2 separate regions of the Homo sapiens genome follow, and region 1 is linked to region 2. Evidence: chromatin contacts called from ENCODE Hi-C or POLR2A ChIA-PET data. All regions are on one chromosome and are shown on one strand. The core of a region is the stretch at or near the end of the contact, and the rest is flanking DNA. Distances in the headings are between cores, read along the strand shown.

Region 1 (2,746 bases), core at 186-2,685, 61 kb before region 2:
ATACGCTGTTCAAAGCCCAAGCAGCAGGGAAGTCTTAGAGTTGGGGAACTCATTTCCAGATTTTTTTTTTTTTCAAGACAGTCTCACTCTGCCCCCAGGCTGGAATGCAATAGTGCAATCATGGCTCACTGCAGCCTTGATCTCCTGGGCTCAAGCAATCCTCCCACCTCAGTCTCCCCAATAGTTGGGACCACAGGAATGCAATCATGCCTAGCTAATTTTATTCTATTTTTTTTTTTTTTTTTTTTGTAGAGTTGGGGTCTCAACTATACTTTCCATGCTAGTCTTGAACTCCTGGCTTCAAGTGATCCTCCTGCCTTGGCTTCCCAAAATGCTGAGATTACAGGTATGAGCCATCATGCTCAGTTCATTTCCAGGTCTTTTTTTTTTTTTTTGAGACAAAGTCTTGCTCTGTCTCCCAGGCTGGAGTGCAGTGGTGTGATCTCAGCTCACCGCAACTTTTGCCTCCTGGGTTCAAGCAACTTTTCTGCCTCAGTCTCTCAAGTAGCTGGGATTACAGGCACCCACCACCAGGCCCAGCTAATTTTTTTGTATTTTTAGTACAGACAGGGTTTCACCATGTTGGCCTAGCTAGTCTTGAACTTCTGACCTCAAGTGATCCACCCGCCTCGGCCTCCCAAAGTGCTGGAATTACAGGTGTGAGCCACCACGCTCGGCCTTTTTCCAGGTCTTTATGATTCTAAATTCCTGTTCTCTTTTCATATAGCATGAATGCACAACTTCTTTTTCTTTCTCTAGGAGGATCTGGGTGAGGGGAACATTTCTGGTTTGTCTTTTGAAAGAAATAAATGCAGATTATTGAGACCTACAGGAGCCTAGGTCTGTCTGGGTTTGCAGTACAAGGTGATCCTGACCCTCCCCGACTACAGTATTTACTCATGAAGTTCAGATTCAGAGAAAGAGGTTGACCTAGAGAAGATGGAGCAAACCTGGACCAAGGAGACACTTTTGACAAGACTTTTCTATTTGGTTTAAGCCTCTACAAACCGATATCATTGTTTTTAGTACAGCATGCACTAATTGCATCGATATTTTATTTTTGGCTAGTTCATGTTGCAGATATTATTTAACAATATAAATAAATATGTCCCTTCATTTTGGATGCATTATACACATCTTTCCTGAGTTCTTGAATACAGTGATGAGCAGAATTGAACAGGTGCATTTCCATCTATGTGGCCTTAGGATTGTTTCTGCTAGAGTAGAATGAAGTTTGGTAGTTTGGTCAATGACCATAATACCACTCACCTATCCAGTCTGTCTCTCTCTGGCACATTAGCACTGCCCTTTTCCCCCAGGGAAGTCCACTTTAGTCCACTGGAATTTGTGAAACCAGCTGCACCTTGGCAAGCCCTGGCCTGGGATTAATTTGGCAGGGAGGTTATTCTGAGAAGTCTCTGACTCATAACTTTGGGGCTAACTCTGAGTACCAAGCCCCAGCCCTGCCCTCTTTTGATTTTTCTCTGTGCTGATTCATTCTGGGTTGGGACTTTATTGTCAGCAGTCATAATTGTATATGGGTGGAACTTGGTTTTTAAATATGGCAAGGAGCCAAGTCTAGGGCTTCTGCTAGCTTTGTTATTAATTGTGTCATTTTTTATTAACTGAAAAAAGGAAGAAAAGAAGGGATGATAGGAAGTAGAGAAAAAGGAAGTAAAAAAAAAAGAAATATCCCACTGACCCAAGCTGAAACCTATTCTCTTCCACCTTCTATATTTTCTCCAAGCCCTTGGAAAGACTTGTCCTGAATCTTGCTCACATGAGAAGAAGCCAAGTGCAGTAGAAAAAGTACAGCCGGGCACAGTGGCTAATGCTTGTAATCCTAGCACTTTGGGAGGCCAAAGTGGGCGGATCACCTGAGGTCAGGAGTTCGAGGCCAGCCTGGCCAACATGGTGAAACCCCATCTCTACTAAAAATACAAAAATTAGCCAGGCGTGGTGCTGCCTGCCTGTAATCCCAGCTACTCAGGAGGCAGAGGCAGGAGAATCACTTGAACCCAGGAGGTCGAGGTTACAGTGAGCAGAGATCATGCTCTCCAGCCTGGGTGACAGAGCGAGACTCTGTCTCAAAAAAAGAAAAAGAGAGAGGATAGATTTTGGGGTTAGCATATCTGAATAATTGTATGATCATAGGCAAGTTATTTAAACCTCTTTGAAACTCTGTTTCCCAATCTGTAAAACAGCAATAATATTTACTTTTAGGGTTGTCATGATGGTTAGAAATATTCTGTATAAATTGTCTGGTACATTAAAAAGCATTAATAACTTGAAAATATCATTGTTATAGCTATTTTTATTTTTATTTTTATTTTTATTTATTTATTTATTTTTGAGACGGAGTCTCCCACTGTCGCCCAGGAGCGCAGTGGTGCAATCTCAGCTCACTGCAAGCTCCACCTCCTGGGTTCAAGCCATTCTCCTGCCTCAGCCTCCCGAGTAGCTGGGACTACAGGCTCTCGCCACCATGCCCAGCTAATTTTTTGTATTTTTTTAGCAGAGACGGGGTTTCACCGCGTTAGCCAGGATGGTCTCGATCTCCTGACCTCATGATCTGCCTGCCTGGGCCTCCCAATATGCTGGGATTACAGCCGTGAGCCACCGCGCCCGGCCAATATCTGAATAATGGTATGATCATGGGCAAGTTATTTAAACCTCTTTGAACCTCTGTTTCCCAATCTGTAAAACAGCAATAATATTTACATTTAGGGTGTCATGATGGTTAGAA
Region 2 (2,700 bases), core at 5-2,504:
AAAAAAAAAAAAAAAAAAGGGATATGGCTGATACACACAGAAAGATCTACTCTCCTAAGACCTTGTGCCCCAAGAATTTTATGACTTCTTGGATGGTATCAATTGTGTTTTATGATTGATTTATTCATTTACTTGATAAGTTTTGATCGAGTGCGGCTCTGTACCAAGAACTGTGTCAAGAAATGGGGATACATTGTTGTGCGAGAGGAAGTCCTCATGTGCCAGGAATTTACAGTAGACAGGGGAAGATACGCAAACTCATTACGAAGAAATACGGTAAATGCGAGGGGAATGGAAGCAGAGGGTGCTCTGGAGTACTCAGGAGGATTATTCAGCCCAGCCTTATACTGTCAGGGATAGTTTCCCAAAAGAAAGGATATCTAACCTGAGAGCAGAAGAATAAATACTAGTTAGCCAAGTTAAGGAGGATGGGTAGATGGGAGGGAGTGAGTTTTAGTTTTAAGGCATTCTAGGTAGAGAGAAAAGCAATTTGGGCAAATCTGGTAGGGGATAAAAATCATTTGGGAAACTGAAAGTCAGCCTCTTGAGTTGATTGCAGGAGGAGAGGGTGAGATAAGTTAGGAGAAGAAAAACAGGGATCGGATCACAAAAAGCCTTTTAAGTAAGATTAAGGGCAGGGGTATTATTATGAGGTCAATACAAAGCCATTAGATCTTTTGAGTAGGTGGTATACAGTGTAATCGCATTTGCATTTTTAAAACATTATCTTGTCTATGCGGTGAGAATAAACTGGAGGTGGATAAGAGCAGAGGCAGCTCCCTTAGGAGGTTGTTGCTGTATCCTAGGCCAGAGATCATGAGTTGGACTTGAGGCTGGGGCTGGAGAGAAGCGGCCAGAGAAGAACATATGGCTAAAACAGGCAACCTGAAAACATTCAGGAAATTATTGTCATTAGAGGACAGCCCGGCAAAATGCAAATTGTTCTGTCCTTATTTGATCTCAGCTGGACTATGAATTCTGTGGGGACAGGGACTATTTTGTATTCATCCCCGTTTCCAGTACTACGGAAGTACTCAGGAAATGAATGTTCTTCCTAAGTGAGTCTCAGTGACATGGTGTTTGGATAGAGTGGTAACCCTCACGCCTTTGCTGACCCACCTTTATTAGGGAAGTTCAGCAGCGATTGTGAAGTCGACGTGTAGCGCTACCGCGGCAGGGACATTAAGGTGCAGAAGCTTTACCCAGTGCACAGTGCACACTGAAATACCCAGGCTGGTTTTTCCTGACTCAGTTCTCTTCTGCCATCTGCTGGGACAGTCTTTCATAGCACATCAAAGCAAGATCACCAAGGAAGACAGGCCTGAAAGCTTTGTGGGAGCCACAGTGGACAATGACTTGGATAAGTTTACGATTTAGTCAGAGATGCAAGAATCACATCCAAACCACTGTCCATTTGAAGCTAATCTTCAGTATTTATTTCCCAAAGACTAAATGTCTTTTTTATAAGAATGAGTTCATGTCCTTTGCAGGGACGTGGATGAAGCTGGAAACCATCATCCTCAGCAAACTAAGACAGGAACAGAAAACCAGACACTGTGTGTTCTCACTCATAAGCGGGAGTTGAACAATGAGAACACATGGACACAGGGAGGAAAACATCACACACGGGCCTGTTGGGGGGTAGGGGGCAAGAGGAGGGAGAGCATTAGGACAAATACCTAATGTATACGGGAATTAAAACCAAGATGACAGGTTGATAGGTGCAGCAAACCACCATAGCACAAGGATACTTTTTTTTTTTTTTTTTTTTTTTCTGATACAGAGTCTCGCTCTGTCTCCCAGGCTCTGGAGTGCAGTGGCGCAAACTCGGCTCACTGCAAGCTCCGCCTCCCGGGTTCACGCCATTCTCCTGCCTCAGCCTTCCGAGTAGCTGGGACTACAGGTGCCCGCCACCACGCCCGGCTAATTTCTTTTTGTATTTTTAGTAGAGACGAGGTTTCACCGTGTTAGCCAGGATGGTCTCGATCTCCTGACCTCGTGATCCACCCGCCTCGGCCTCCCAAAGTGCTGGGATTACAGGCGTGAGCCACCGCGCCCGGCCGCACATGGATACTTATGTAACAAACATGCAGGTTCTGCACATGTATCCCAGAACTTAAAAAAAAAAAAGTCTTTTTTTTTTTTTGAGATAAAGTCTTGCCTTGTCACCCAGGCTCCAGGCTGGGGTGCAGTGGCATGAACATGGCTCAGTGTAGCCTAGCCTCCTCCTGGGTTCGAGAAATCCTCCCACCTCAGCCTCCCAAAGTGCTGAGATTTCAGGCGTGAGCCGTCATGCCGGCCCATGCAGACTATCTTAAATGTCTGTATTCTCCTTTGAGTTTTTGCAACAACTTTACGATAGCCATATATTATAACATTTTTTAAACAAGGAAACAGAAACACAGACATTTAAATGAAAAGCTAACTTTGAACAAAAAATAAGTAGCCCGAGCCAGGACTGAAGCTTCCTTGACTCCTGGTTCCATACTTTTGTCACAATGTCTCAACGTCTCCAACACACTAAGGGAGAGTTCCAACAGGCCGAGACAGGCTGCTGATCTGCAGCAGGGAGAGGGCAGGCCTAATGTGAAGGCTGACAAGGCCGGTGGCTCCCTGATGTTCAGCACAGAGATGCAGAATGTTGGCATGGAGTGGGGTGGGGGAGAGCAACAGAAACAATTCTCCACGTTCTATGTTTCC

What was found. Hi-C counts contacts between places; a loop is a spot of excess contacts on that map. ChIA-PET counts read pairs that join two places held with the same protein, here RNA polymerase II (POLR2A). Pooled maps may share reads with other maps.
Region 1: a map of chondrocyte shows a loop between it and region 2 (4-fold over the local background). The contact joins two enhancer-like sites. A Hi-C loop is called at or near these places in 1 of 168 maps with a recorded cell type or tissue (chondrocyte), 1 of 37 single-sample maps with no recorded cell type and 8 of 50 pooled maps. POLR2A ChIA-PET finds 5 or more read pairs at or near these places in 7 of 52 experiments (AG04450, BJ, H1 and 4 more).

The regions. Positions count from the first base shown.
Region 1 is chr15:85,356,845-85,359,590 of GRCh38, reverse strand. No RefSeq gene overlaps it. Among named protein-coding and RNA genes, the nearest start is that of MIR7706, 22 kb to the left of the region's middle. Within about 2 kb of position 1,435, at least 12 of the 41 ENCODE cell types and tissues checked have a DNase peak (open chromatin) inside an H3K27ac peak, as active enhancers do.
Region 2 is chr15:85,295,310-85,298,009 of GRCh38, reverse strand. No RefSeq gene overlaps it. Among named protein-coding and RNA genes, the nearest start is that of MIR7706, 84 kb to the left of the region's middle. Within about 2 kb of position 1,254, at least 3 of the 41 ENCODE cell types and tissues checked have a DNase peak (open chromatin) inside an H3K27ac peak, as active enhancers do.